4 separate regions of the Mus musculus genome follow, and regions 1, 2 and 4 are each linked to region 3. The links are chromatin loops, found by intact Hi-C in ENCODE. Cell type or tissue: heart. All regions are shown on one strand.

The links. Hi-C counts contacts between places; a loop is a spot of excess contacts. Peaks named below come from ENCODE experiments on the same cell type or tissue, not always from the same donor. Only the 100,000 strongest peaks of a DNase experiment are listed, where the experiment ranks them.
Region 1: a loop joins it to region 3, with 6 times the contacts of the local background. A loop is called at or near these places in 7 of 42 quality-filtered maps.
Region 2: a loop joins it to region 3, with 8 times the contacts of the local background. A loop is called at or near these places in 13 of 42 quality-filtered maps.
Region 4: it touches region 3 in a loop (5-fold over the local background); 4 of 42 quality-filtered maps call a loop at or near these places.

Annotation. Positions count from the first base shown.
Region 1 is chr5:130,251,266-130,259,265 of GRCm38, reverse strand. Sbds (SBDS ribosome maturation factor) reads left to right here and starts at 3,736. Exons shown (of 5, transcript NM_023248.2): 1 at 3,736-4,056; 2 at 5,198-5,327. The coding sequence starts at 3,929. It overlaps Tyw1 (tRNA-yW synthesizing protein 1 homolog (S. cerevisiae)), which reads right to left and starts at 2,229. Exons shown (of 16, transcript NM_001015876.2): 1 at 2,073-2,229; 2 at 212-333. The coding sequence starts at 2,076. In heart, CTCF peaks have their summits at 3,261 (motif pointing left) and 4,763; DNase peaks (open chromatin) are centred at 2,375, 3,725 and 4,775; H3K4me3 peaks cover 3,838 bases; H3K27ac peaks cover 2,430 bases.
Region 2 is chr5:127,607,193-127,615,192 of GRCm38, reverse strand. It overlaps Slc15a4 (solute carrier family 15, member 4), which reads left to right. Exons shown (of 8, transcript NM_133895.1): 2 at 6,132-6,421. Among named protein-coding and RNA genes, the nearest start is that of Slc15a4, 6.2 kb to the left of the region's middle. In heart, no CTCF peak of the experiment used is centred here; DNase peaks (open chromatin) are centred at 3,852, 4,232, 5,802 and 7,492.
Region 3 is chr5:129,016,833-129,024,832 of GRCm38, reverse strand. It overlaps Ran (RAN, member RAS oncogene family), which reads right to left and starts at 4,677. Exons shown (of 7, transcript NM_009391.3): 1 at 4,555-4,677; 2 at 4,259-4,305; 3 at 4,065-4,149; 4 at 3,842-3,967; 5 at 2,643-2,830; 6 at 2,288-2,458; 7 at 512-2,059. The coding sequence starts at 4,294. The coding sequence ends at 2,015. In heart, a CTCF peak has its summit at 4,317; DNase peaks (open chromatin) are centred at 3,962, 4,732 and 5,682; H3K4me3 peaks cover 3,226 bases; H3K27ac peaks cover 3,447 bases.
Region 4 is chr5:130,175,499-130,183,498 of GRCm38, reverse strand. All of the region lies in intron 1 of Rabgef1 (RAB guanine nucleotide exchange factor (GEF) 1), which reads right to left. Among named protein-coding and RNA genes, the nearest start is that of Rabgef1, 7.7 kb to the right of the region's middle. In heart, a CTCF peak has its summit at 3,059 (motif pointing right); no DNase peak of the experiment used is centred here.

The DNA.
Region 1 (8,000 bases), 1.2 Mb before region 3:
GAGAAAATGACTCAGCTGTCGAGAGCACACACTAAGCTGTTCCCAACACCCATACCAGTTACATCCACCTGTATCTCCTACTCCAGAAGATCCAACACCCTCTTCCATCTTCCACAGGCACTGTACACATACCCACACATGGGCCCCCTAATTAAAAATAAAAGTGTTTAAGGGGAGAGGTAGAAAGAGAGAGAAAACCTCCCCCAATTACCTGCTTCTTGATGATCTGGACACAGATGCAAAGGGTAAGGCCCAGGGCACAGCCCATATATATGTAGAACCTGTTCATCCACAGTGACAGCAAAGGCGACAAGTCCCACACATCCAGAGGACCTGAGTTTAAAACCACACATATGTAACAACACACGCGGCCACACACAAAGATGCCCATTGATGTTGTAAGAATTATGAGGCAGAGGCAGGCGAATTTCTGAGTTTGAGGCCAGCCTGATCTACAGAGTGAGTTCCAGGACAGCCAGGGCTATACTGAAAAACCCTGACTCGGGGGGGGGGGGGGGGGGGGGGGGGGGGGGGGGGGGATTATAAGCCAATGTCATGATCTAGGAAATGTAGATGGCTGGGTCAGTTTTTTGGTTGACACAAAGTCTCATTTTGGAGACCGGGCCCGCCCTCAAATTTACAATCCTCTTGCCTCTGAGTACAAATGGCACCGTGTCTGACTCTTTTTTTGTTGTTGCTATTGTTGTTGTTGTTCTATGACAAAGAGCCTCTCTACATAGATATGGCTGTCCTGGAACTCTCTAGGAAGACCAGGCTGGCCCCCTGCCTTTGCCTCCCAAGTGTTTGGAGTAAAGGCAGGTGCCACCATTAAAAAGGGTTTATTTGTATTACTTCCAGTTACATGGAGGCGTGATGAACCTTGGAGGCCAGAGGTGAAGCCCAGTCCTCCTGAAAAGTAGCAAGTGTTTTTAACCACAAATCAACTTCACCAGCGCAAGCTTGACTTGTGTTCAACCAGAGCCTTAAACACAGAAGGTGAAGATTTTTTTCACAGGACTTGAAATCTAAAATTTATTGGGGTTTTTTTGTTGTTGTTGTTTTGTTGGTTTTTGGTTTTTTGTTTGGTTTTTGGTTTTTTTGGGTTTTTTTTTTTGGTTTTGGTTTTGTTTTGTTTTTTTTTTTTGTTTTGTTTTGTTTTGTTTGGTTTGGTTTGGTTTTTCGAGACAGGGTTTCTCTGTGTAGACCAGGCTGGCCTTGTCAGAAGTCCGCCTGCCTCTGCCTCCCAAGTGCTGGGATTAAAGGCGTGCACCACCACAGCCCGGTGAAATTTATTGTTTACAGGTGCTGTTTAATAGACCCAGAAGTCCCAAAACATGGATAAGGAGCTACCACCATCAGACGCCCCTGAGGTTAGACCAACTTCCATCGAAACGTGGTCCTTAGGCTCAGAAAGGGAAAAACCTAGTTAAGAGCTCCCAGGAGCGACAGCCTCCTGCTAATATGTGCGTTCAGTTAGGCTGAGGTGGGAGGAACACCGTTAATTTTTTTTAATTATTTATTTAATGTATATGAGTACACTGTAGCTGTCTTCAGACACATCAGAAGAGGGCATCAGATCTCAATACAGATGGCTGTGAGCCACAATGTGGTTGCTGGGAATTGAACTCAGGACCTCTGGAAGAGCAGACAGTGCTCTCAATCGCCGAGCCATCTCTCCAGCCCCCGTTATTTTTTAAAACTAACCCGGGCTACATCCGAGTTCCAGGCCAGCTTAGACTACAGAGCAATTTCCTAATCCCCCTGGGTAGTGAGTTCCAGGTGAGCCTCGGCTATCCACTGAATGCCGAACTAGTTGCTATACAAGCTGAGATCCACACAGGGGCTACACAGTGAGTCCCAAATTTTCCTGAGCTTACACTGTGAGTTCTGAGTTAACTTGGGATACATAAAACGGCCCTTTTAAAAGGAAAACAGAAATAAAAGGAAAGAAGAAAAAATAAGATACAGTAAAAACAAACAGTAACACATCAAGTGTAGCAACCTAAGGCCCTCGGTGGAGGGGGAATCTGTTGCCTTCTGCCCGCCCGAGACCCTGGCCAGCCCAGACTCACCCATCCTCCGCGGGGCCCGAGCTACGCAAGTCAACCGGCAAACGCAAAGAGAGAGGGACAGCGAACAGGAGGATTGAGTTTACAGGGACAGGGAAGCCATGCATGCAGTCGGCAGACCTGCCCGCGTTGGCTGCAGGGGACAGAGGCGGGCCCAGAAGGAAAAAAAAAAAAAAAAAAAGGAGCTAGCGGAAGCTCTAACTTCCTCTCTGATAGGCTCAAATAGAAAAGAGGCGGGACCAGAGAGAAGCCATCACTTCTAAACCTGGGAAAGATGCTAGAGCACTTCCTGTACTTCTCGGATTGGCTCAGAGTGGAAAGGGGCGGGCCTGTGGGAAACGCGGTCCAGAGCGGGAGATGCAAAAGCAAGCGAGCTTCCTGCTCCACTGTTATTTCTCGCTTCGGCTCAGAAGGGGAAAGGGCAGGACAGAGGGCAGTACTATCAAGAAATAAATGACAACCTGGCATGCTGCTGACTGACCATTAATCCTAGCACTCCAGAGGCACAGGCAGACGGATCTCTGGGAGTTCCTAGTTAATGGACAGCTTGTTCCGCCGCGTAGTGAGCTCCAGGACTACGTATGCCAGGGCTATAAAGAGACCTTGCCTCAATCAATCAGTCAATAAATGGAAAAAAGGAATTCAGCTTGATGACACAGACCTGTATTTCAGCGCTCTTGAGGCTGAAACAAAATGATCACGAGATTCAGGATAGCTACTATTTGGAGAAAGAGTCTCACTGTGTAGCTCTGGATGGCCTGTAACTCGCCTATATAAAACAAAATGGCTTCGAATTTACAACGCAATTAGCCTGCCTCTGACTCCCATGTGCATAGGTGACTAAGCCAAGAGAGTTTTTATTTACTTCTTTTAAAAGTTATAGCCGGGCGTGGTGGCGCACGATTTTAATCCCAGCACTCGAGAGGCAGAGGCAGGCGGATTTCTGAGTTCGAGGCCAGCCTGGTCTACAGAGTGAGTCCCAGAACAGCCAGGGCTACACAGAGAAACCCTGTCTCAAAAAAAAAAAAAAAAAGATATATATATGTGTGTGTGTATATATGTGTGTACATATACACACATATATGTGTGTATATATATCACTGACTGCTCTTCCAAAGGTCCTGAGTTCAATTCCCAGGACCACATGGTAGCTCACAACCATCTGTAATAGGATCTGATGCCCTCTTCTGGTGCGTTTGAAGACAGCTACCGTGTATTCATATACATAAAATAAATAAATAAATCTTTTAAAAAGTAAATCTTAAAAAAAAAAAAATAGGGCTGGCGAGATGGCTCAGTGGTTAAGAGCGCCGACTGCTCTTCCTAAGGTCCCGAGTTCAAATCCCAACAACCACATGGTGGCTCACAACCATCCGTAACGAAATCTGATGCCTTTTCTGGAGTATCTGAGGACAGCTACAGTGTACTTACATATAATAAATAAATCAAAAAAAATTTTTTTTTAAATTTAAAATGAGCGCAGCCTCTGAACTCTGCAGAACTATTCAACCAAAATATCATGTTTCCACCCAGATAATAAACATTACTCACCCATAATAGGTAGGCGTAACTGGCGCCTGTAAATGACGTCATCACAGAACGACCCGCCTTCCTTTGAGGGTGGAACTAGAGGGCGTAAAAAGTCACGGCGCGCAGGCGTGGTTGCTTTCTTATCGGCTGCCTGGCTAGTGCGCCACTTGACGCATGTGCAGTAGGGCAATCGGGCGTGCGGTAGCTTCTTCCCTGGTAGGTTCCGGAAGAGCCGCGCACTCCTTGGGCGTTAAGGGTTCGCGCGCCGCAGGGTCGTTTCAGCCGAGCACTTGGCGTCCCCTCGAGCTCGAGATCTGTGAACAGCCACCATGTCGATCTTCACCCCCACCAACCAGATCCGACTGACCAATGTGGCCGTGGTGCGGATGAAGCGGGGAGGGAAGCGCTTCGAAATCGCCTGCTATAAAAACAAGGTCGTCGGCTGGCGGAGTGGCGTGTGAGTAATCCTGTGCCCAGAGTTCGGCGGCCTGGCCTCCCTAACCCCGGCTCCTGCGACCCATCGGTACCTTTCAGGCCTGGTTTACCCGATTCGGATTGGGTTCTGCTTTGGGATTTTGTTAGTATCATAAAAACTGCCAACTACAAACGCCATCAGAGCCGGGTGGGACCGATGGTTTAGGCCTGTAATCCCAGCGCCCAGGAAACTGAGGCAGGAGGATTGCTGCGATTTCCAGGCCAGCCTGGAACGTGTGTGTGTGTGTATGTGTATGTGTGTGTGAGAGAGACCGTGACCGACCCTGTACTAATAAAACAAAGCTGCGGTCAAGAGGACCCGAAATTGCAGTAGCCTCTTGGATTAAATGTTTAAATCCGGCCGGGCGGTGGTGGCGCACATCTTTAATCCCAGCACTTGGGAGGCAGAGGCAGGCGGATTTCTGAGTTCAGGGCCAGCCTGGTCTACCGAGTGAGTTCCAGGACAGACAGGACTACAAAGAGAAACCCTGTCTCGAAAAAAAACCAAACCAAAACAAAAAAAGACAGGAATCCAACATTCCAAATGCTATCTCCAAGAAGAGAAACATTATGGTCATTTTCCAGGGATAACAATCGGGAAGCTAATCTTACACCTACAAATCCTGAAATTAAAACGTCACACCTCAGAATCCCCAGTTTCCCAAAGTGCGTAGTAGTGTCTTCGCTACTGCCATCTAGGGACAGATATTCCAGGACAGAAGAAACACCACTCCCCACCACACCCTGAGTTTCCTTACATAAAACAATGATGTAGTTTTTCCCTCTGTGGTGAAGTGGGAGAATCCAGATACTGTCCTTCGCAGGTAGCCACCAGAGAGAGAGTGTGGTGTGTGTGTGTGTGAGATTTCTCTTTTTTTTTTTCTTTAGGGTTTTTGTTTTGTTTTTTTTTGTTTTGTTTGGTTTTTTTTTTTTTTTTTTTTGAGACTGGCCTCAAACTCCCAATTTCCCTGCCTCTGCCTCCTAAATGGTGAGTTACAGATGTGCACATCACACCCAGCTTGCAGCACTTGCCATTTCTCTTGTTGCTATCTTGTGTTTAAATGTGAGTGGATTTTCTACTATCCAGTGGATTCACATAGGACTTTCTCTCCTGCCCTTTCAAGGGAAAAAGACCTTGATGAAGTTCTGCAGACCCATTCAGTGTTTGTAAATGTTTCCAAAGGTCAGGTTGCCAAGAAGGAAGACCTCATCAGTGCATTTGGGACAGACGACCAGACTGAAATCTGCAAGCAGGTAGGTCCTGCCAGGTGCAATGTAACAAAATCTCACGATGGTAGGCAACATCTGGACCACTGTGTTTACTGTTTTTCTTGATGAGTTTTTGTTGTTTTAGCATTTGTTGGGTCCCTCCCACCTCCAGTTTATATTGTTGGGCAATTTGGGGAGGTCTGTATGGTATTTGTCTGTTGCTATTTTTTTGAGACAGAATCTCACTCTGTAGCCCAAGCTGACATCAAACTCAGGGGATAGCCATGCTGGCATGGAACTTCTGATTCCTCCAGGGACATGCCACCTCACCCACATCCATTATAATAGCATGCAGTGATTAGGACCGGAATCCACTACTCCAGATACTATCACAAAGAAAAGAAACTTACTATGGTCATGTTTCTGAAATAATAATTGGGAAGCTAAGCCTACAAATACTAAAATGAGTACTACAGGTCACACAAACACCCTCACCCACCCTCCTCGGAATCTCCACTTTTACCCAAGTATGCAGTATCTTTGCTTTGGCTATCTAGGATGTAAGCCTTCACTCCCTACATAAAACAGTGTCGTGGGTTTTTTTGGTTTCAGTTCCCCCCATACACACACCCCAAGATGAAGTGGGAAAATACACAGATATGGGGGCAGGGGAGCCAACACATAGTGTATCACTATGTAGCTCGGGCTGGCCCAAAACTCACTGTGTAGACCAAGCTGGCCTTGAACTCACAGCGATCCACCTGCCTCTGAGTTCTGTAATTAAAGGTGCATACCACCATGCCCAACTTTTTTTTTTTTTTTTTTTTTTTTTTTTTTTTCGAGAAAGGGTTTCTCTGTGTAGCCCTGGCTGTCCTGAAAGTCACTCTGTAGACCAGGCTGGACTCAAACTCAGAAATCCACTTGCCTCTGCCTCCCAAGTGCTGAGATTAAAGGCATGCGCCACCACGCCCACGCCCGGCCCCCTTTTATTTTTTTTTTTTAATGTGTATACACATGTGCAAATTGGGGCAAGTTGCCTGAGAGACCAGAAAATAACCACAAAACAAAAATTGGATCTCCTGGACTCGGAGTAAGAAGTGTTTGTTGGCCCAGTGGTCTGGGTGCGGGGAATTGAACTCTGGTCCTCAGGAAGAGCAGCAAGCTCCCTTTGCCACACTGCCTTCCCTCCATTCCCCCCAGGGTCACGTTAATACAAACCTTGGACCTTTTTTTAATGCTGCTTTAAGTCCGAAAAATACCAGTCACAATATTAATAAGTCTACTTTCTATGCACTCCCATCTTTATTGAAACAAACATAAACTATAAAGAGAGATGAAGTTTAAATACCTGTATTATTTAAAAAAAAAAAAAAAAAAAAAAACAGGTGGCAATTGAAAATCCAAGGTGGAGAGGAGACTGCAGTGACTTAGATCCACATGGTGGGAAGGACATCTTCAAAGGCAAAGGAGATGCAGGTACAAGGAGTCCTCACTCCTTGTTCGGGATGCTGAGGATTGAAACTCACTGTAGAGGACTGATGGGAAAGACCTTTCTCTGGATCGCCATGCTCAGAGGCAGGGGCAGTGCTCTGCCTCAGCAGTCTGCCCCACCGTCTTCTTCAGAGTGAGAGTTGGTTGTCCTGTTTGAGGGGTCTCTTAGCCTTCAGTGGCTTTTCTGTAACTGTCGATGGTTCCCAGAGCATTTCTGCCAGTTTTAGGTTAAGGCTGGTGGGACCTTAAATACTCCACCAACTTGGGGCATTGAAATTTGCAGTTTCCTTTCTTTTCCCTTTTTTGGTTTTTTGAGACAGGGTTTCTCTGTATAGACTAGGCTGGCCTCGAACTCAGAAATCCGCCTGCCTCTGCCTCTCAAATGCTGGGATTAAAGGCTTGCGCCATCACTGCCTGGCTGCAGTTTCCTTTCTAAGGCCTTGACATTGAACCCATCTTTTAGCCCATCCTTAGGAGCTGCATGATTGCCTGGTTCCCCATCATGGTTTTTCAAGACAGGGTTTCTCTTGTGTGGCCCTGATTTTCCTAGAACTCACTCTGTAGACCAGGCTGGTCTCAGACTCAAGTGATCTTCCTGCCTCTGCCGAGTGCTAAGCTTAAAGGCCTGGCCATCACCAACTGGCTCTGGTTCTCCATCTTACCAGAGAGTATGATAGCCATGCTGGAATACGACAAACTCCTATATTTGTTTTTGTTTGTTCGTTCTTTTGTTTTTTGGAGACAAAGGGTGACACTATGTCCTTCTTCTGCATTTTTTTTTAAATCAAACTTTAGAAAATAACCTGATTGTGCTTCCCACCCTCAACCCCAGACATTTTTTTCTTTTTCTTTCTTTTTTTTTTCTTTAAAGTAAGATCTGACTACATAGCTCTGGTTAGTCTGGAATTTGCTATGTAGACCAGGCCAGCCTCAACCTTAGAGATCTTCTAGGCTCTGCCTCCCAATACCTGGGATTAGAATTGCATGCCACCACAGCGGCCTGTGGGTTTTTTCTGCGGGGAGGCGAGGATTCTGTGGTGGGGGTTCTGAGGATTGGACACAGGGCCTTTAGCATGCAAGGTGCACACTATCACCAACCTTCCTATTGTTGCCGCCCTTTAACACGGTCCGTCATGTTGTGGTGATCCACCCCCAACCATAAAATTACGTTGCTGCTACTTCACAACTGTAATTGTGTTCTTGTTAGGAATCATAATGTCAATATCT
Region 2 (8,000 bases), 1.4 Mb after region 3:
CGGCTCAGACTACCGCTGGTCTGAGGAGAGAAGTGTGGCCTAGAGTGGAGGCAGTGCCTTGGACTGAAGGTTGCACTCAGATTGGGAGGCTGGCTATAGGAAGTGCTAGAGGGTTATTTGTGTGTAACAGGGAAGGTGAGCCCTGGGTCTTGGTACAAAACTGATCCTTGAGAAGCTGAAATTGAAGTCAGCAGAGCGAAGTCATCTCAGAGTAGCACCACAAATGTAGGACTGACTGGCCAGTGTTATATGGTGTCTGTAAGGCTGGCCATTTCGGAGAGGACACAATCTCAACGGTGTCAGAAGTAGTAGTGATCTCAGTATTTAAGAGATTGAGGCAGGAAGGTTGCCACATCACATATTCTGGGCTACAGAGCAAGACTGTGGGTCATACAAGTAAAATGTAAACAAAAGAAGTGTTGCTACTTGAGAGTTCTGGAGTTCTCAGAGGTGTTCATCAAACTTTCAAGACCAGACTCCTGGCCTTGGCCTCTGTTCCACTAGTATATATTACCTCTGTCATTTAAGCCTAGGTGTGGTGGTTTGCATGAAGTGGCCCTCATAAGCCTCATATCTTTGGTTGGATACTTGGTCCCTAGTTGGTGACTGGAGGAAGTATGGGTAGGCATTTTATCTTAAATTGTAACTGCTGCTCTAGTCAGCAGTCTGTCTTGCCATGATGAACTTGAACTGTGAGCCCAAAATAAACCCACCCTTCTCTAAGTGGCCTTGGTCATGGCATCTCTCACAATAAAGGAAAAGTAAGCTACACCCTGGGTCATAGTAGTACATAAGTTGTACCTGTGACTGTACATCCCTACCTTGAGCGGTTTGAGCTTTCTGATGTGCACTGGGTTCTTGTGAGCCATCATGTGGTTGTTGGAAATTTGAATTCAGGATCTCTGCTCGCTCCAGCCTAAAGATTTATTATATCTAAGAACACTGTAGCTGTCCTCAGACACACCAGAAGAGGGCGTCAGATCTCGTTACTAACGGTTGTGAGCCACCATATGGTTGCTGGGATTTGAACTCGGGATCTTTGGAAGAGCTGTCAGTGCTCTTAACCGCTGAGCCATCTCTCCAGCCCCCCCGTACACTGGGTTCTTTAGACTTTCCACTCACAGCCCCTTTTCATCTGAGAACTAAGTGACTCTGAGATAAAAATAAATAAATATTAACTGATGTCAACCAAGTCAGATTTATTTTAAAACAGTCCTTTTACCATTTATTAAAGATGAAATCCAGTTTGTGTAGTAATGAGATGCATGTTTATAAAACTTGATAACAGTCCAAAGACAGTAACTCCATCTTTGAAAGCTGAAGTGTGATGGGTGGTAGGGAAATAGCCTAATGGTTCTTTGAAATTAAGCCATTATGCTTCTATAAGAACAGAAAAACATTCTCTCAGCTCATAGCATGTTGGCCTCAAATGAAGCCAGGGTGTGCCAGGCAGCATTTGTTGGTGTCATGAAGCATGTCACTGTGTGAAGTGTAAAGTTGCAGGTGGTACTTGTACAGGGTCAGGACTGCCAGGAACATCTTGGGTCCACTGCACATTTGATTCTGAGTTAAGTTTTGATCCTTGTGCACTCAGAAACCTGTCACTGTTGCCAGGTTTTACACACATACAGTTGGAGAAGCTTTAGTTGTGTGCACCGCGTGACTGTCAGAGCCCAGCTGCTCAGGGAACAGATAGGACAGTGTGTCTTAGAGTCAGTGCTCTCCAATAGATACTAGATCAGTGATTCGCACTCTTAACAGACCCACTGGATGGCTCCCGTGAGGGTCACTGAGTGGGTGCAGTGTGCACACTTCACTGTAGGTAAGAGTAGGTGCTCTTGCACAGTGTGAGTGCTATTGTCTCCAGTGTCTCCACACTTACAATCCTGGGAAGAGACCCTCGAGAAACTTGACAGCCACTTTGGGTGTGGTCAGTGACTGGCTCTGTCGTGATTTTGTTTTCTGTTTATGAGTTTTGTTATATTTTTGAGACAGAGTCTCAGTGTAGCTCAGGCTGGCCTCTGATTCACTAGTTGAAGATGACTTTGAACTCCTGATACTCCTGCCTCTGCCCAAGTCCTGTCCTCCCACCATCCTCGGCTATTTATTTATTTATTTTGACTGGGTGTTTTTCTGTGTCGCCCATGCTGTCTTCAAACTCACTAAGTATCTCAGATGCTTCTTCAAACCCGCAATAACCTCTGACCTCTGACCTCTGACTGCTGCTTTGAGAAGTGTGTGCCACCATGCCAGGCCTCCAGTGGTTTGTTTTTGTTTTTGTTTTTTTTTTTTTTGGTTTGGTTTGGTTTGGTTTTTGAGTTCTGTTCTTGCTCTGTAACCAAGCTGGCATCAAACTCATTGTGATCCTTCTGCTTTTGCTTCTGGAATGCTGGAAGTTTGGGTGTATGTACCCCACCCATTTGTCTCTCTTAAAGGGCTTGCTTTGATTGTTTGGGCTGTTTGTACTATGGCCTGCACATCAGATGTGGGGGTGGTGTTCTTAGGTGTGGTGGTGCCTTTGTGACTGCATAGAAAAGTGGTGGTATTTTTAGGAGATTCTCAGTCACAGAATGTGTAAGCGTGTTGGGGGGTGTGTGCGCATAAATTCCCTCTCATTCACACATTTGTTTGTTTTGTTTTTGAGACAGTGTCTATCTGTGTAGCCCTGGCTGGCCTGGAACTCACAGAGATTGACCTGCCTCTGCCTCTTTTATACATTTTGTGTATGTGTGTGTGTGCGCGCGAGTGTGTGTGCGAGTGTGTGTTCATGGCTATGGTGTACATGTTGAGGTTAGAACAACCTGCAAGAGTGAGTTCTCTCCCATCATTCAGATTCTGGGGATGGAGTTTGGGTTTTCAAGCTTGTCAAGGTTGCCTTTACCTGGTGAGCCATTTTATCATGTTGGCCTAGAATATTATATTTTTAATAGGAGGAAAAAGCTAAAAAGAAGGGTACATCCTATTTTTTTTCAGCTTTTCTGTAGCTTTGAAATATTTAAATAGAAAGTAGGGTGCAGTCCCTCTGGTGATGAACCTTAGTGCACTCTGTTCATTCACCTGTAAAAATGCTGTTCACCCACAGCACTAGAGTTAGGTTCTTGTGGGTGCTGAGAGCACCACAGGATGTGAAGGATGCTCACACATCCAGTGAGCTGACACAGGGCCTGCAGGGCAGGGCAGTGGCGGCTTCACAACTCTGAATATACAAGAGATGGTTGGCCACACTTAGGTTCAGTTTGTGGTGTGTAAATGATATCTTTAGTAAGTAGCTGGGATCCTTTGGAGGCACTTGCTCTCTGCTGCCTCAAGACTGCACCTTGAGGGAGATTTCAAGGCCTCCTTGTTCTTAACATGTCTGCTGCTTTGCAGGAGAAGCCAAAATGACTGGAAGGTGCTTTGGCTATGTTTTCTGCATAGGGTCAGTTCTTGCTGGTCTTTCCCTGTAAGAGCAGTGTGCTGCTATCTTTAAAGCGCTTTTCTGGCTGGTGCTGCCTCTTGACTCTGGATTTAGCTCCAGAGTGGCTTTCTTATATGGGAGGTGGGCCTGACTGTGGGTGAACAGGAATACCAGGTCAGTTCACAGTGCCTGTAGACGTTATAAAGTCACTCTCAAATGTGGTTTGGTTTAAGGCAGAATTCATCTGCCCTTAATTTTTCACAGTGCTTACAAATTGCCAAAGGTCATTGTCATTCTTGATTGCTGATTATTCAAAAAAGTAAGCTAAGTGCTAGGTGCTTGTCTATATTCCAGTGCTTGGAAGGTGGGGCAGGGAATCCAGAGTTTGAAGCCAGCCTCAGCTACATAGGAAGTTGGAGCCCCGCTTGGGTTACTCAAGACCTTAAACCAACAAGCACTAAAAAACAGAATTAAAAATAGCTGAAAGAGGAAGAAGCTACCGTGCAGACAGTGCTGCCACTCTCGTTTGGTTTAGTTTACGGTCTGACTTCTCTGTAGCCGGCAGGCATTCTTTGCTTCAGCAGAGATTCTGAGTGCTAGGATTATGTTGAACATTGGTCAGGACTTCAGGATGGTGTTTGTCCCAGTGGAGAGAGGTTGTGTTCCTAGGTATCTGATAGCTTTCCCCTGTTTAAACACATATCCCTTTTGCCCTGCTGGCCTCTCCTCTCCCTTTGGCTTTGGTACTTTTGGAGGGCGTTGGCCAGGGCATATGAAGAGTTTGATCAGTCTTGGCAGGCATGTGGTGATGTCATGGGACTGGTACATGGGGAAGCTGTGGCTTTTTGCCAAGGGCAGAGAGAGGCATGTGACAGCCCAGTTTGCTGGCCTGTGGCTACTGAAGCCCTGGGAGTAGGCCTCTGTTTATGAAGCAGCTGTGGCTGGTAACCCTTGGACAGTGAAGTCAGTTGACCACCAAGTTCACAAAGGGACATAAAGACTTTAAAAGTCTGTATGTCAGGTCAACTGAATAAGTATTCTCTTACTGTTTTGGGGATAAGCTGTTCCTATGAATGTGGGAAGATGTGTATGGTCCTGCTATGTGTAATGGGAAGGGTCTGGGACATTTCAGTTAGTATCTGTAATGTTTCCTGTAACGTGCTGGACATTGTGGTGCACATCTGTAGTTGTAGCTGCTTCACAGGTTGAAGCAGGGGATCATACAAGCCCAGGAGTTTGAGACCAACCTAGGCAACTGATCCCATGTTCAAAGAGGTGTGCTTTTGTTTTGCTTCTTGTGTAAAGTGGCCTCTTTTCTCTCAGGGTTGTTAAAACAGTGACATATCTATGTGTATATGGTGTTTATACATACAATGTATGAAGTGTATAAATAATAAAGTATATGTGTGTGTACATTGAGTTTTATTTTCTCTATTTCTTGCTCATGTTTTTTCTTTCTTTTGGCCTGTCTCCACTGGTCATGGACATTGATGTCCACCATTGGGTAACATTAAAGACATTGTGCCCCAGCTGTAAGAAACTAAATATAAACTGTTCTGAAGTGATGTCCACCTTTAGAGTGGAGTCTTTGTTCAGAACTGACGTGTAGGGCAACAAAATGCTTGTGGTTTGTTGGTCATTTGGGGGGCTGGAAATGGAGTTTAGTGGTAAAGGAGTTGTCTTAACATTGCAAGGACCTGTGTTCAATCCCTAACCCTGAAAAAGAAAAGAACAAACCAACAACTTGGATTTTTCAATTTGCTGTGATTGTAACCCTCCAACATGAGGCTGGTGAAGTATGTGTCTGTGTGCTCAGGATCCGTCTTTGGCTGTGGGTTTGCTCAAGAAAATTTGTGAAATGAAACTGTCCAGAATCATGCTGAGTTGGACTGGGCCCATTCTTATAGTGTTCATGGTAGATAGAAACAGTACAGGAAGAAGCGAGGTTGGGATCGCAGAAGGCTTGCATGGGGGCTTGGGGGAGAGTCAACTTGGGACTAATTGTAAGCATTGCTTCAATGTGCTGATGAGATCCTCTGCAGCTCAGCCAGGATTCAGCTCATGATTCCCCTGCTTTTGTCTCTTAAATGCTGGGATAATAGGTGCGCCCCACTGGATAACCTTTCTAATCTAAAGCTAGCTCATGCTTCTCTTACTGTGCTTACAGCTTAGTTGTAAGCTTATCAAAAACTGGTACTTGGGCCCCATGCAGGAGTGGTGCCTTGCCTCCGAGCAAGCCTTACTATGCATGGGGCAAGAGCCTGCCAAGCAGGCTCTCATAGCACTTGTGTTAAGTTTAGTGAGCTCTGAGCTCAGTGTACTACGTATGCTCCCTCCGCTGTGGGCCTGGACTGGGCAGCTGTGGGTTCTGGACCCTGTTTCAGGGACCATTCCCGGTGGCTTCATGGTGGTCAGCTGACTTTGAGCACTAGGACTTGCTGGCATTTGGAGAGGCATCTAGCTGCTGGAGGGATTGAGTGTGAGATGGCTTTTGTCAGGAGACTCGCTGAATCTGTAAACAGCACTTTGACACTGTCCTTCTTGAGATCCTGTGTATCTGCTTTCAATTTGTAGATGATCAGGTGCTAGGTAGGTATGGTAACGGCATATAGCTGCTGTGGGTGGTTGGGAGGTCATTACATATGAAAACACTACAGCTTGTCATGTTTAAAGAGTAAACGGAAGGTGTAGAAGATCACATTTTCTTATGCATTTCTCTTCTCTCTTACTTTAGGTTAAAGATCGAGGTCCAGAAGCCACTCGGAGATTTTTCAATTGGTTTTACTGGAGCATTAATTTGGGAGCAATCCTGTCATTAGGAGGTATTGCCTATATTCAGCAGAATGTGAGCTTTTTCACAGGCTACCTGATTCCCACAGTCTGTGTGGCCATTGCTTTCCTGGTCTTCCTCTGTGGCCAGAGTGTCTTCATCACCAAGCCTCCTGACGGCAGTGCCTTCACTGACATGTTCAGAATTCTGACCTACAGTTGCTGCTCCCAGAGAGGAGGGCAGCGGAGAAGTGGGTGAGTGACACAACTCCTTGCTCCCCGCAGAGAAAGTCCCAGCTGAGGGCTGGGCTGTGTGGTTTGTGTCTGGTCTTCTAGCCGGCTTCATTCAGGAAGTGTGTGGTATAAACCCCTCCATTAGGATAGCAGAGCCCTGAGTTCAATACTCTGCCCAACTCCTTCACTTCCAGCATGGGTGAGGGTGCCTTGCTGCTGGGTAGCAGATTTTGAAGGTAGGGTCTGCAGAAGATATCATGGAGACATTGCGTGCTTTAGACACGGAAGTATGTTAATGAGAACTTAGGCTCTTATGTATGTTGTAGCTTCTTGTCTCAAAAGGAAGCTGTTGTCTCCCACATTGGTCAAAACAGTTTCCCTAGTCCAGGGCCACGCCATCTACTTTGTATTAGAGGGACACATAGCTTGAGATGCTCTTGGCAACCCATTTACCCTTACTTAAATGGGGCTTGCACAGCCTTAGTGCTGAAGGTCCCAAGCGTGGAACTTTCAGAAATAGCCATTTTCTGAGCTCTGCCCCCTTTTCTACTGATGGTGATCCATGGTGCCCAACATAAGTGAATGAAGTCCAGAAGTCATCCTCCGAAGGACTTAGATGCTTCTATGTTTTTTGCAGGCTGCTTGACTGTAGTTGTGATGTAAGAGAGATTGTAGAATTGTAGCCACCAGAGCAGTCAAGGAATAGAAAACCAAGGTCCAGGGACCTTGGTGGTCAGCTCCCTCCCTGTGATTTGCCGAACCTAAGGACTCTCAGTAGTTACTGAGAGAGGTAGATTCCTTGTCCATGGGGCTTCCCATGGGATGGCCCTGCTTGCAAAAGTATTCTGCATGGCAGTGTGCACACCTCCTCATGTGCTTGTCTGTGCCTGACATTGGCGTACTGGGAGCCATTTGTGGCAGATCTGAAGCTACACACTGTGACTCCTGTGGCTCTGCTGATGGCACATGAGTCCCTTGGGTGAAATCTGACTGTCCCAACTCCCCTTCGTGGACCTGCTGGGAAGGCTGTGTGCTCTGTCAGCTTTCAGACCCAGTCTAGAAGGGAACTAACACTTGAGGAACTTGCAAAGCTGGACACCACCCAGTTCCAGCACACCCTGGGTTTTTTGCCAGGACTTTACTTTGTCAGACAGAAGCTTTATTGTGGACCTTACTTGTTTCTAATCTAAATTGATTGCTGTGGGGACAGGACAGGACAGCCTTTAGCAGATATCCCTGATGGGAGCCTTTCAGCTAGGGGCCAGCATTTCTCCAGAGCCTGTGGGGTTTTGGTGCACACATGGCACAGAAATAGTGAGCCTGAACAGCCTGCCTTCCTCTGAGCTTCAGCTCTGGAAGGCTCTGGGACAAAACTAAGCAATTAACTTGCTGTGGGCCCTGGCTGTTTAGAGACTAATATTAGAGTGTCTGACTTTGATGTTTGCCTAGGAGAGCTGGACTGCTCTCAGGATTATTGTGAGACCTCAGAACAGTGAGGTGTGCAGGGCCCTCAGCAGCCTAGTACCTGATGAGGCCTGTCACTGTGCCTCTACTGGGGATGCCTGGAGCAGGATTGAAGAGCCCCGAAGTGCCCCCCCCC
Region 3 (8,000 bases):
GGGCCTTCACCTTCTCTGACGTGAGAGGAAGTGAGGGTTTCAATCAGGTTATAAACTGATTAAAAACAAAAAAATGGGGGCTAGAGATAGCTCAACTGATAAGTGCACTGACTGCTCTTCTAGAGTTCAATTCCCAGCAACCACATGGTGGCTCATAACCATCTGTAATAGGATCAGATGCCCTCTTCTGGTGTGTCTGAAGACAGCTAGTGTATCCTATACATAAAAAAAATTTTTTTAAATCCAAAGCCCACAGAATAAAGCTGTTTCTCAAATGCCAGACCCCAGCTTCTCTGTTGGTGACACTGCTTCAATCAGCCATAACTGCTGGGTAATAAATGATTAGTAAGGAGCCATCTATTCAAGGATGCTTTTTTAAGGGAGGGGGGAGATTTCCCCTACTTGTAAAAACTGGAGAGAACTCGCTATTTGGCAGATCAAACTTCAAATCTTAAAAAAAAAATGTTATTCACAACTCCTACAGCAAATACTAGAGATGACTCAGAAAACTGAGGCAAAGCAGAAATGATATATATTTAAGTTCTTCCAATAAATAATGTAAATCTCTGCACTCTGGTTAAACACACGTAAGCAGCTCCCACATTTAACTGTTACAAAAATCAGAAAGTCATAAAGGTTCTACATTCTATACCAGGTTTACACACAATGTATTAATTCAAGACATCTAAATGAGGTTTCATCCCAGTCAGGGGAGAGGGTCTTCACCTGATCATAGCATAGCACATACATCAAATTTGAGTCTTGCAATCAGTCTGCTGAAGCTAGAATGCACAGTATGAGTTCCTTCCACCTTCCCCACTGTATTTAAGTCATCTACCTTCTTTGGGGAGAAAAAAACAAAACAAAACAAACACCAACAACTATGTGAAGGTATCCACCCTTCTAGGAACTTTGGTAGACTGGACCAGCAGAGCACACGGAATGGCTTGCTGTAAATACATCTGAGCAACACAGTTGTGCCGGGATCACACACCTAAGTCTCAACTAACACTATCACATCAGAGAAGCCCACCCTACTCCTCAGTGGCAGTAGCCCTAGCATTTCCTCTCCTGCACAACCTATATAAACCCCGTGGGAGAAAAAAAAGATCAGCTGCTGTAATACTGTAACAGCCTACCATGAATTTTTTGAGACAGGTCTCTCAGTCCTGGAACTTGCTCTGTAGACTAAGGTTGGGGGCAAACTCAAGAGATCCTCCTGCCTCTACCTCCTGAGACTACCACTCAATATAGGAGCCAATATTTGAAAGCAGAGGACATCTTAGAGAACCAACATTAGACATGGAAATGAAGAAATGTAGTCCATCTCAGAAAACCCTCAAGCTTCCGTCCGTCAACTGCAGTTCTAACTTCTGAAGGCCTAGGTTACAGAAATTGTCAACTGCAATCCTTAAACATCTGATGCGTACATACTTAAATCTTTAGTTTTACACAAGGTCTTCTCTTAGGTTAAACTACCTGGCTAAATGCAGGTAGGGCAGATATCATCCTAGCTGAGTCACAGACAATCTAAATGTTTATGAAGGTAGGCACAAGGAGAACATAACTGAATAGACCTCAGGTAATAGCAGAAGCATTTTAAACTATAATATGGCACAAGCTCCCTCGTGTTAGTGGCTTTAATAAGCAAGGGATGATTCACTTGTTTAGATTATTTGAAATACAACTTTATTCTGATTCTAAACGAAAAGAATGGGAATGACAGTAACAAACAAGATTTCCCCACTGGATATTGCGATGGGACTGCAGCAGTCTTATCTTTGAAATTCAGAAAGGAAACAACTCTGTTCCAAACAGCTAAATATGCAAGTCCAAAAAATGAAGGTATGTTTAACTGCCACATTCACTCGAAGCCCATTCATCTCCTTCAGCATCCCAATGAAGTACACGATCTGCTTAGCTAAATAAGGTGGCACACGCGCTGCACCGCTGACATCACAGGACAGTTGCCTATAAAACTAGACTTCTGACGCAGGGCTCCAGCTTCACTTTCTCACAGGTCATCATCCTCATCTGGGAGAGCAGTCGTCTGAGCAACCTGGAGCAACAAACAAAAACAAAACAGTGCAGATCAGAACTACCATTACCAAGTCAGGCCGAGCACCACCAGGACTGGTTAAGTGCGCACAGCCAGCTCTTCTAATGACCGGAGCTTGATTCCTAGCACCCCACATGTCTGGGCAGATCCAATGCCAACCTCTGCAGAAACTAGGCAAAGTGCACACACACACACGAAAACAAAACACTGTAAAAAAAGAACAAATACCTCTAAATCATGCTCGTACTGTGCTGCCAAAGCTGGGTCCATGACCACCTCAGGTGGGGCAAGAGCAGGCATGGCAACAAACTCCAAGTTAGGATCTCCAATGAGCTTTCTGGCAAGCCAGAGGAAAGGCTTTTCAAAGTTGTAGTTACTTTTGGCAGAAATGTCATAGTACTGTTTTAAAAGAAAAAGGAATGTATGCTTAATGATTCTATTAATAATCTCCATTCCAGGACATTCTAAACAAAGACATTTTATAATCCACATTAAAACCCTCTGACCAATTTTTAATATAGAACATATACGGGTACCTTATATACAATCTTCTCTAAGAATGAACCGAGAAATTAGAACGTACCTGAAGATTCTTCTTCCGGTGGAAGACAATAGATTTTGCCTTCACTTTCCTGTCTTTAATATCCACTTTGTTGCCACACAATACAATGGGGATGTTTTCACACACTCGTACCAGATCTCTATGCCAGTTAGGTACATTCTTGTAAGTAACTCTTGAGGTTACATCAAACATTATAATGGCACACTGGGCTGAAAAACATTGGAGACAGTAGAGTGTCTTAGTCTACTGCAGGACTCAGTCATCATCTTGGGCCTGACTCTGGATCACCCATCAACCCACTCCATTCAAAAGTCCTCCCTGTCCCCCACTAAAAAGTTAGATGGTAAAACATGGCACACTGACTCCAATTCCTCTTCAAATGAAAACTCCAAAAGTCAAGACCAATTCACTCTATCAACTACCTTCTTCTCCTCAAGGCACCTAATCACTAACTACCAACTGCTGGCCCATCAAAGTTCATCAAAGTTCAAACACCAGTCTTCTAAAATCTGAGCCCAGGTTTCTATAACCTACCCTGCAGGGATGGTGAGGATACAGTTTAAGAGGAAGCACGTGAGCATCCCCATTTTTTTGGTTAAAAAGTTAACCCCGGTTATAAACACCCCTTTGCCTTTACATGCGAAGAAGCCAAAGAACGAATTTTCTCATCATGCTAGTAAGATCACAAGGATATTCATTCGTCTTTAAACACCAACAGACTCTTTCCCCACTAAGCTTTTTCGATTACTTTCAAGGAGAAAAGTAAAAGTACAGTTTCCATGAGGCGGCAGGTTTCACGTGTGAGAGAGGGCCTGGCTCCAGGAGGGGCTAGAGGTTTAGTATCTTGGGGCAAATGCTCACTACTTATTTTAATGATGGGAATAATCACGGGTAAGCTACTGCGTGTAGCCCTTAATTCAAGTTTCGAAAACCAAAAAGTGACCCGGGAGCTTTCCCAATAGCTTAGTCTCCTACTAAGTTCTGAAGCCACACAGTTTGCCCCAAATCAATGCCTAGCATGACACAGCATATGATCAAACGACACCACGGACGATTCTTATAAAAGAAAAAAAAAATCTCCTATCCACTCCAACCAGGTCGCCTCCCTCCAAGAGATTTCTGTCCCCTCTCCTTAGTCACCCGGCAACGGCTGGCTCTCCGGCTCATACCCCAAGCACATGTCCGAGGGCCTGGGCCCACTTCCGCAAGGCCCCCCTCACCTTGGATGTAGTAGCCATCGCGCAGGCCCCCGAACTTCTCCTGGCCGGCCGTGTCCCACACGTTGAACTTGATGGGTCCTCTGTTGGTATGGAAGACGAGCGGGTGCACCTCCACGCCCAGGGTGGCTGCGGGGAACAGGGCGGCAGAAGGGGTCAGCCGTGCACTGCCCGCCGCCTTCCCCCGGAGGCCTCGCTGCCGTGAAGCACCCCCGGCCGCACCTACCTACATACTTCTTCTCAAACTCGCCCGTCAAGTGGCGCTTCACGAAGGTTGTCTTCCCGGTGCCGCCGTCGCCCACCAGGACGAGCTAGATTCAAGAGACGAGGCGGCGGCGTGAGCGGTCCCCGCCATGCCGTCCCCTCCCGACCTCCCCGCTCGCTCGCCCTCCGAGGGCCCCCGTGCGGCCGCACACGCACCTTGAACTGGACCTGCGGCTCTCCCTGGGCGGCCATCGCGGCGGATCCTGCGGGGAGAGAGAGCGGCTGCGGCACGTGCGCCCCACAAAGGCCGCGGCCGGGAAGAGCGCGCGGGAAGGCGGGGACGCGGCGTGAGACGGTGGGGGGAAGGGAAGCGGGCTGAAAAAGCCCAGGGCGCTGCCCGTCCGCCTCGCCTCGCCTCGTCGCCAGCGCCGCCCCGCGCCCACCCGAAGGACACCCAAACCCTCCGGTCACCGCCCGCGCCCGCGCCCGCACCCTCCCGGCCTCGACGCTACCTTCCAGAAGAGTCTCCGCGCCTGTCCGACTGGAGCTGGAAAGATGGCGGAAGCGCGATTCAAATGCCGGAGACGCAGCGGACGCCGGCGCGCGGAGGGGGGGAGGAGCCGGGAGAGGGCGGAGCAACGGCGCCGCGCCCAACCACGCGGCGCGCGTGCACGCGCACGTCCGCTGGAGCCGTCCGACTCGGCCGGGGGCCCTCGGAGCGCCCAGGGCGGGAGAGGGGCGGCGGGTCACGTGGGCCGGCCGAGCGGGGACGCGCACGCACGCGGACCGTGAAGGGCCCGCGGGAGCCGGCGCTGAGCGCGGGCTGCCACGCGCATGCGCTGGCTGCGGGAGGCCGCGCGTTACGCGGGCGGCGGCCTAGCCAGGGGCCTCGTGGGCGGGAAAGGCGGGTGCTGCTTCTCGGTCGCTCGCTGCCGCTCAGCGGGCACCGCCCGACCTTCGTCCCCAAGTCCTGTGTCCACAGGCACCGGGGATCTCGCGGGCGGGCGATCGCTAAGTGTGCGCGGCCGCCGTCTGCAGAATGAATGGAGGGAATGAATGAGGGTGCGCGCGCCCGAGGCCCGGCTTGCGTCAGCCATGCGTGCCCGGCATGGACACGGCCTGGCCTTCCTGGGAGGATGGGACCGGATGCAGTTAGTCCAGGCGTTCAGCATCCCAGGGCCCTTCCTCTGTTGCGTGGTCTGAGTAATCTGTCTCGCAGAAGATACCCTACCCTGGCTCCCTCCTGAGCAGCAATTGACCAGCAAATACAGATGCTGCTGGGGAAATGGAAAATGTATCTCTGATGACCAGAGCTTGGGGGCCCTGCTGTTACTTTGTACTATGCAATCTAAAAGGAGCCAGCACAGGCCTTAGGGTTCCAAGGCTAGCCTGGGCAACTTAGGTAGAAGACAGGTGGGAAAGTGTGCACAAAAACTATAACATAACGTTAACATAGTATGTTTAATGGAACGTCAGTTACATATTTATATAAATACAAAGTTACTATATTTTGGAGTATATGTAACAAGTCGGCTACAAGGGGCTATGCTGTGAGCTGTATTCAATAGAGGATATAACAGGAGGTGGAGATCAAACAGAGTTTAGGAGAAAAACGGTCAACCCGCCTAGTTCCAGTTTGGTAGATTGTTGATACAATGTAGCACCTGGTGCTGGGTGGTGACATCACCAGTGACCCTCTCCCCGAGAAAACTTATCATGAACTTACTTGTCCTGGCAACCAGCCTGCCGAACCGCATCATCTGGTGGCCTGGTTTGTGTTACTAACTGGCCCACGCTTAGAACTTACAAAGAACCTCATCCTAAGAAGCCGAGGGAAACAAGAGAATACACTCAAGCGGGCATAGGCGCAGCTCTCCCTGCAAGCACTGTCTGGACTGCCCACTGCTGCCTGGTTTACAGCATTTTCTTTGCCATCCAACGTGAACTGCAAACCTATTCTTAGCCTGAACTTTAAAACTTAACATGTATGAGTACTGGGGGTGTGGGTGTTGGTCGGGAGACAGCTATAGACAGGCTATTTGTACAGCCTTGGGGGGAAAGTTGCTGTTGCGGAAGGGATTGTAGCTTGTGATGGTTAGTCTACTGGATTTAGGGTTGTGAAGGGTGTGTCTCTTGTACTCACAGAGAGGTTTAACTGAACCTGGGCAGTACCCTAGACTGAACAAAATGGAGACCAGCATCGGTCTCTCTGCTTCCTGACTGTGGATACAATGTAACCAGCCACCTCACACTCTCACCATTATGCCTTCCATCTTCTGCAGATGTAATAAATTGTACCATTGGAATTGTGAGCCAAAAAGAAACTAGCCAAAAGTTGCTTTTTATCAAGTATTTTTGTCTAGCGATGAGAAAAATAGCTAATTGTATTTTCTTCTAAAACCCCAAATCTTTAGTATAATTTGAATTTGAGATCTCTCCTGTGTTGGATATTTCATCCCCCACCAACCATGCTGTTTTAGACTTGTGACCTAGTGAGTGACTGGGGGGTGGGGGGTGGGGTGTCAGCCTTAAAGAGTATATCCTGTAGTGTGAGCTCCCACCACCATGGAATGAGACCGAAGCCATACCATCCTACTATGATAAACTGTATCCGCCATGAACCAAGGTAAGTCCTTTCTCCACACTTGATTCTTTCCAGTATTTTTGGTCACAGGGGCAAGAGGAGTTGCTAACACGCCTGCTCTTTCATATGTCTTATTGTCCACTTTCTTCCTCTTAAGGTATACATGTATATCTGGTTGGTTAATATCTGTGGTCAACTTGATTGAAGGTAGAATTAACTAAGGGACATGCCTCTCTATAGGTCATCAGGGCATTTCCAGGAGGCCATTAAATGAGGTAGGAGGACTCTCCTCCAGGGTAGGCAACATCTTCCCTAAGTGGTCCAGATAGAGAGGTCCTAGGAGAAAGCAACCCTGCTTCCCCTTCCTTCCTGCTGCTGAGTATGTCTCTCTCATTGCTGCAGCTGTTGTACTCAGCTGGCATCAAACTCAACATCTTCAGCTTCCACCATGGACCATTGGGATTCCTAAGGCATTCAGCCTTATGGACCGAACAGTTCCTGGTTCCTCAGGCTCTCCAACATTTAGGTAACCATTGTTGGGCCACCTAACCCATATTCTGTAGTCCATTTGAAAACACACACACACACACACACACACACACACACACACACACACACACATTTTATTGGTTCTGTTCCTCTAGAGAACCCTGACTAGTGCATTGTTTTAAGCATCTGTTTATTTGCACTGCGTGAATAGGTCAGAGGACAACACTGAGATCAGTTCTCTCCTTCCATCATATGGGTCCTGAGGATTGAACTCAGGGAGTCAGGCATGGCAGTTTTACCCCCTAAGCCACCCAAAGGTCCTAATACAATGCTACACACACACACAAATAAATAAATACAAATACATACCTGTGTATTTTAAGAAATCAATTTAAGAAAATTTTTTAAGAATCAAGACCTGTTGTTTATGTATGATACTTCCTCTGTAATGTTTGAGGGTGTAGGGTACACAATGTTTGTGTGTATTTCTTTTTTTCTAAATGATTTATTTTTATTTCCTATGTACTAGTAGTTTTGCCTGAATGTCTGTATGATGGTGTTGGATCCCATGGAACTGGAATTACAGAATAGTTGTGAGCTGTCTTGTAGGTGCTGGGAATTGAACCCAGGTCCTCTGGAAGAGCAGGTAGTACTCTTAACGACCGAGTCACCTCTACAGTCCCAAATGTATTTTTTAAAACTAAGGTCATTTGGCTACACAACTTTGGAATCCTGACCAATACCTTGAGTTTAACATTTTTTATTTTGTTTCCTAATCTTTAGAACTTAATCCCATTTGTGACATCAACACCATGTCTGGGACCCATCCCAGAGTTCCCTGTTGCTTTGGTCCTCAGGTCCCCTTGTGTCTTTGAATCTAAGCAG
Region 4 (8,000 bases), 1.2 Mb before region 3:
CTCTGCCTCCCACGCTCTGAGATGCACCACCACCATCCTGCTTACACCAACAACCCATGTTTAAGAAACAAGCCCTGTATGTGTACATGAAATCTATGGAACTCTAACAACTACTTTGATAATAAGATGTATAAAATACCTCACAGTACTATCAATATGTAAAAACATCTAGAAAATATTTTAATTGGAAAATTATGTGGCCAATGTAAAAACACTGATATAAAAAGCAATGATCATAGATACACCTATATTACTAGAACTTGGGAAGCTGAGGCAGGAAGGTTCCATGTGCAAGATCAGCCTTAACTACAAAAGACAAAAAATAGAAATAAAGAAAGCTTTAATGGTAAGGCTGTACTTAGTAATACATACAGTATCACTGAATAAAATACACATAAAGCATTAGTAAAATAACATAGGTTCCAAACTCTGTACATTTACTACAGATAACAGAATTCTCAAGACTTTTTGGAACTCAGGAAAATGATTCAGCAACAATAAATAGCACAGTGTTTAACTTTCTAAATTCATTTTCTGAATTTTTTCCTGCATACTAGTTAAACAGTCTAAACTTAGACAAATCACTAAAAAAATACAAAACCGGCCTGGTAGTGGTGGTGCACGCCTTTAATTCCAGCACTTGGGAGACAGAGGCAGGCGGATTACTGAGTTCCAGGCCAGCCTGGTCTACAGAGTGAGTTCCAGGACAGCCAGGGCTACACAGAGAAACCCTGTCTCGAAAAAAATCCAAAAAGAGAAAAAATACAAAACCCCCAAATGAATTCTAATATACCATAACACATAATATTAAGGGAAGGAGGAGAAAGGAATGTTTTAAGTAAACAGTTGTAAATAACCAGTCAGCGATCTGACATCTCTCAAAATAACTGGAAAAACCAGTTAAGAGGACGGAGAGGTGACTCAGTGGCTGCTCCTGCAGAGATCCTGGATTTGATTCCCAGCACCCACACAGACGCTCATAACCACCTGACCCCAGTTGCAGGGGATCTGATGCTTTCCACTCCACTCCGGGCGCCTGCACTCGTGCATAGACAAACACATAGACACATAATTCATGAACTCAGGGACACCCTGCCTCTGCTGGGACCAATGTGTACACCACCACAGCCAGCTTTTCTTTTTTAATAAGAGGACAGTTTTCAATTTGTCACACTATGTAACTCAAGCTGGCCTACAGTCCTAACTCAGTCTCCCACATGATGGGATGACAGATGTCCACACCACACCTGGTACAACTTAAACACTTTCAAGAGAGACAGAAGGGTGACAGAATTCACAAAACTTCTATACCTAGAAGCTAGGGGAAAATCAAGAAGGAAGTGAAATTTGAATACACAAATTTAAATGTCCATCTAGTTTTAAAATGGCCTCACCTGTGACAAAAATAGGTAGGCAAAAAGAAGAGTGGAAACTAACATTTACATGTGACAATGAGGTATTTTAGTATACAGAGAGATAATATTAACAAAAAGCCTGAGATTGGCTGGCAGCTGTGCAGGACAAGGACATGGGCAGGTTCTTTGTAAACTGGAGCAGCCTCCTGGAAACACAAGGGGAAAGCCTAACATGTGCACTTGACATTTTGAAAAGGCGATGCTTGCCACTCATGGGATAAGGGAACTCACTTCCCACAGCCTCGGCAGTGTTAGAAAACTTTTTAGCTTTTGTCAATCAACAGTTAGCCACTGTTACTGCTATTTGTCTTTACATTTTATTTTTAGCTATGTGATGTGTGTGTGTGGGGGGGGGGGTGTCCTGTGCACAGGTGAGTGTGAGTGTTCAAGGAGGCCAGGAAAGGCTGTCGGGTCCCAGGGAGCTGGAGCTACAGGTACTTGTATGTTCCCAACATGGGTGGTAGATGTTCTCTGTAACAGCAGTACATGCTCTTAACTACTGAGCCAGTTCTTTAGCACCTGATTAACAATTTTTACTAATGTAACCACTGATATTTTCTGCTCCTGTGTCTATATCTCTAAAATTTCCCTTTGATTCCCAGGTCCTCTTTTTTAATTATCCTGTTTGCTTGGTTTTTTGTTTTGGGTTTTTTTTTTTTTTTTTTTTTTTTTGGCTTTTTTCGAGACAGGGTTTCTCGATGTAGCCCTGGCTGTCCTAGAACTCACTTTGTAGACCAGGCTGGCCTCGAACTCAGAAATCCGCCTGCCTCTGCCTCCTGAGTGTTCGGATTAAAGGCATGCGCCACCACGCCCCGCTTTTTGAGTTGTTTTTGATTTTGGTTTTGTTTTTTGTGTAGCCCTGGCTGTCTTGGAACTCACTCTGTGGACCAGGCTGGCCTTGAACTCAAAAATTCGCCCGCCTCTGCCTCTCAAGAGCTGGGATTAAAGACATGCACCACTACCACTACCTGGCTTGAATGATTTTGTAGCCTTCTTTTATGTTATGAGGGCACCATCACACAAAGACATGGCATTTCAGATCTGTATACCGGTTTTACCAACTTCCCTCATGATACACATTCCTTCTAAAAGCAGTATACCGTGCAGACAATTGACATCAGAGTTTCCGTGTTAACTGTTACAAAACAAAGTATGTAAACACTACCCTGTGCAAGTAATCCCAAAAGATAATCAGACCCACAGGACACAATCCGGGAGTGAACTGAGCTATCGGAGCAGCTTTCTTCAGGCCTTCCAAGCACCATCCTCTGCTGGGCCCAGCCAGATCCTCCTCCCTCGAGCAAAGTTAGGGCTCTAATCTGAGCATGCTCCAAATAACCCACACGTGCTAGCCAACTGTCGTCCACTCTCAAGACTCTTCCAGAGAAGCAGTCAGCACTCAAATGGACCATTACTAAGTACCAGAGCAGCAGATGTGGCTCCACCTGAGCAGCAGCACGTCACACTGCATAAAGCATCTCCCCACAGGAGGGCTGTCTCCAGTGCTATCTGGCTCAGTTCTGCTCCAGCCATTTCACCTTTCTCATACACTTCCGTGTCACAGCGTCTGAGAGTCTGAGCTTATCCAAGCCCTGGGCGATGCTAATGGGAACCACCCTGGAAAGCACTGCCAGTTGTGAAGCGACTCTTCTCTCCTGACCAGCAGGGGATGCCCTTTTCTTTTTCAATTATTTTTATTTTTTCAATAGGAGTAATGCCTATGCATCACAGAAGCTAGAAAAAGACAGGCTTTCTGGAGCTAGAGTTACAGGTACTTGTAAACCACCATGTGGATGCTGGGAATTGAACCCAAGTCCTCAAGATCAGCCAGTGCTCATAGAGCTGGGCCATCTCTCCAGCCTGGGATGCCCTTTTCTGAGTGTGACAGAAGCCTGTGACAACCTCTTGCTAAGAACTGAAAAGCTAGAAACTGTGAGATATCAAGGTTTAAAGCACCATCATAAATGCAAGGGGAGGAGAGGAGAGGGGAGGGGAGGGGAGGGGAGGGGAGGGGAGGGGAGGGGAGGGGAGGGGAGGAGAGGGGAGGGGAAAGCAAGCCAGTCACACAAGCCTATAAGCCAAACACTTGGAAGGCTAAAGAGGAAGATTGCAAGTTCAAGGGCATATTGAATTAACTAGCAAAACCTTTGTCAGAAAAGCAAAGAATGAATAAGAAGTTATTAGGCTAGGGAGATGTCTCAGCAGGTGAGGGCATTTGCAGGACAGGCCTGATGATTTCAGTTCATCTTCTAGAACTCACAAGCACACTCAGACATGTAAAAATAATGTTTTTACAAGAATAATTACAGGGAGCTGAAGAGATGACTTAGAGGTTAAGAGCACTTGCTGATCTTGCAGAGGACCTAGCTGGGTTCTGTTCCCAGCACTCACATGGTATCTAGACAGGGATAGTCCCACCTAAAAACTGCCTGTAACTCCAACTCCAGAGGATCCAGTATCTTCCAGCCTTGCATGCACATACATACAGGCAAACACACCCATTCACATACAATACAATTTTTAAAAAAGAAATTAGAAAGAAAATGGAATAAACGTGGGGGTGGGGCTGGGAGTGTAGTGCAGAGGTATAGCACTTGCCTAAAAAGTACTAAGTACTGCGTTTGACCCCCCAGGACCACAAAACATATAATATATGGCTAAATAGGCTACTTCACATTGTCTCTATCATAACACATTCTAGTTTGTAGGGCAAGTAATAACATAATAAAGTATTCTAGAAGATCGGGTTAGCATGTGGGCTTGAAAGCATGTTACCATCCAAATCTCACCAATAGTATTAAAAGTGAGCCATCCATGGCTGGACAGTACCTGAAACCCTCTGCAGACTCCACACACTTGCCACACTAGGTTCCAAGTACAGCAGCTAACAAATTTTCACTGACTGAAACATAATTTGCTACACAGAAGGCAAGCATATCATCTCGGTCTATTTCCTATAAAGAACTTTGGTTTTTTCCTTTCTTCTCTTAATGCACTGCTGAGGCTGGAGGTCAGGGGCCGGTGCACACGATGACAATACTGAGAGCACTGCACACCAGACCTGTGGTGAATTCTAGTCCACCTCTTGCCTTCAATTCTTCCTGTCTTTATAATTCTCATTTGGGTTACCCTATTGCAGTCAAAGCTTTGGCCACTGGTCCAACTCATTCTTCAGGGCACATTTTAAAAACGTAAAAGTGTGATGGAAATGCAATGAAGAAGTTACAACATCACACAACTGTATCTAGACAAGGGTGGTCCCGCCTACTGCTTACTAAGGATAAGCAAGAACCGGCTCCTGGCTACACCAACCATGCTGGCACTGTGGAAATCTTAACTAGTGTTCCTGAAAAAGTAACCTTCCAGTGTGGAGGACACAGCGACTTCCTAAGACTTCCTAGCCTGAGATGAGTGGACCTGTTCCCACCTTAAACATAAATCCTCTGTGTACACTTTTCAAGCTAATGCTCTGTGCTGACGCTGGAATCTCAAAGCCTGCTTCTATCTCAAAACCTGCATCTAGAAAGGAATTCTCACTCGTTTGCTATCCTTTCAGCCTATCTCCTGCTGGGATGTCAACCTTGTCCATCCATCCAAAACACACACACACACACACACACACACACACACACACACACACACACACACACACACGCGCACGATAATGCACATGGTTCTGACTGTCCGACACCATAAAATACATCTATTCAAGGCATTTTCCAGACAGCACGAGATCAAAGTATAAGCCGAAAAAATACTTGAGGGTATTAAGAGACTGTACAAGCTTATCTTAGCCATCTAAAACAGACCCTTGATTGAACTGTAAGATGGAAACTCTTGGATCATGAGACCAGGAGTAGTTCAGCTGACACACAACAGAGCACACAACCCTTCCAAAAGGCATGTGGAAACTGAAGGACTGGGCTGAGGAGTTTCTGATTACCTTTCAAGGCCACGAAACCATTATACTCCTTTCTCCACTGGCTACTAACAAGCAAAGCCACCTCTGTAGCTCTGGCCCGGACACTTCAGACGTCAGCCAAGCACTTGGTACACAGCTGGCCCTTAATCCTCCAGTTCACTCTCCATTTACTCTGAGTCGCTCAGCCACTCATCTCCCTGTGTGTTACCAGCAGCAGAGCAGGGTGGGCAAGCCCTTACAAGCCATTAAGAATCCTTTCTGGAACAAGATGTGGTACAAGAGGTATGCTCTACTTGGTAAAATTATAGTGTAACACAAATGGAGTTTCATCCACTAATAAACATTTTGAGCTCAATCTTTAAAAGCATCTTTTAAATGTGCTCCAAAGTGCCATCCATAGAAAAAGAAACTGCTTTAGTAAACAGTATACCTAAAATTAGAAAATTCTATATGCTATTATAGAGGAACTACAAAAAATAAAATACTGTCATTATATATTTTTTAACTTGAAAGCAAGGGAAAATTATAAATATAGTCTATATAAAAATTCCCCAAATTATGAGCAAAGTACAATAAGACATATATGAAAAAGTCACATGGAAGGCATTATTTTACACTACACTTAAAAAAGAAAGAAATAGAAATAGAAATTACAAAAAATAAAAATTAAAAAAAGGTCAAGTGCACACCCCTTTAATCGCAGTGAGGCAGAGGCAGACGGATCACAGAGGTCAGCCTGGTCTACAGAGTGAGTTCAAGGCCACACTGACCTACAGAGTGAAGACCTACCTCAAACTAACAAAAAGAATAAAAATACACAAGATCAGCACAGTTTCCATATAAAGAATCACTCCTTAGTACCTTTCAGGTTACTAACTATAGGTTAATACAAATAAGTACTTTTATCAGAGCTACCTCCATGCTAAGATTCCCAAGTACAGATGCTAATAAATACCACATGAGCAGGTATCTGAAAACTCTCGATTTCCTACTTCTGATGAGCAGCAGTAGCAGGAGAGGTATAAAAATCATAAGCCGATAAAGGATTATGCATCTAGTATTACACTCTTAAAAATGTTTAGAGTTGCCGGCACCTTTAATCCCAGCACTTGGGAGGCAGAGGCAGGCGGATTTCTGAGTTCAAGGCCAGCCTGGTCTACAAAGTGAGTTCCAGTCAGCCAGGGCTACACAGAGAAACCCTGTCTCGAAAAACCAAAAAAAAAAAAAAAAAAAAAAAAAAAAGTTTAGAGTTCATGTAAAACTTAAAAAAAAATCAGTTTGTTTTTTGGGTTTTTTGTTTTTTGTTTTTTTGAGAAAGAGTTTCTCTGTGTAGTCCTGGAACTCACTCTGTAGACCAGGCTGGCTTTGAACTCAGAAATCCGCCTGCCTCTGCCTCCCAAGTGTCCTGGCCCACAGCTTATTCTAAAAAAATAACCCTCATTTTTCTTTCAGGGTTGGGGAGATGACCACTGAATAAACATGCCTGCTCACTAACAATTTGAGTTTGATCACCAAGAACTCAACTCATATGGTGGAAGGAGAAAACCAACCACCACGGTTTGTCCTCTGACCTCCACACATGTCCTGAGCATGCTCACACACATACAAACTGATGACAAAAATGACTTTTAGAGATCTGTTTTTATATGTATGAGTGTTTGCCTGCATGCGTGCATGTGTACCACGAGTGTGCCTGGTGCTTACCAAGGCCCAGAGATCTGAATTCTCTAGAACTGGAGTTACAGGTTGCTGTGAGCTGCCGTATGGGTGCTTGCACGCAAACCCAAGCCCTCTCCAAGATTAGCAAGTGCTCTTAACCACTGAGCAATCTCGCCAGCCCTCACCCCATTTTTAATTTTTAGTCCCCACATTTAATCTTAAAATACCCCAAATTCGGTTACAATGACTTTGTTGAATGACAACTCAGCAGACTCACTTGAAAAGCGGTCCACAGATTTTACTCAGGACGGGGTGTAGTGGCACAAGCCAGGTCTACATAGTGAGTTCCAGGACAGCCAGAGCTACATAGAGACATTGTTTCAAAAAAAATAATAATAATAACAAAAACAAAAACCAACAGAGATTTCAGTCAGTTCCATCTTAGCTGTCCTGCGCCTGGCAAAGGCTCACACCATGCTTAGAGCCCTCACTCAAGGCTCTGGCTACATTCTTGTTTCAGACCCTTTAACAATCTCCTCCCTATCATTTGGGAATAAAAGGCTTATGACTTGGGGCAGGTTGGGCAGATCAGTGGTACAGGATTTGCAGAGCATGTGCCCCACATACCCCCAGTAGCCAGCCCAGGAACCCCAGCTCAGTGTGTGTACATTCTCTGATTCCTACTGGAGATGCACAAGGGTTATCCCTCTCATCATGATTTATGACTTCTGTTACATCTAATTAACTGATCATAATCACCATAATTGGCTGTTCTGATGATTGTAAGCCTGTAAAGTATGTCACCAAAAACAAGGAAAACTTCTCTTATACAAGCAAAGTTAGACTTCCCACCCCTGTGGAAAGAGCTTCATTAAAAACAGAAATCTCTGAAAACAGGCATGGGACCGGAGAGACAACTCAGGGGTTAAGAGCACGGACTGCTCTCTTAGAAGACCCAAGTCTAATTCCCAGCACCACACCAGGGGATCTGACAGCCTCCTCCG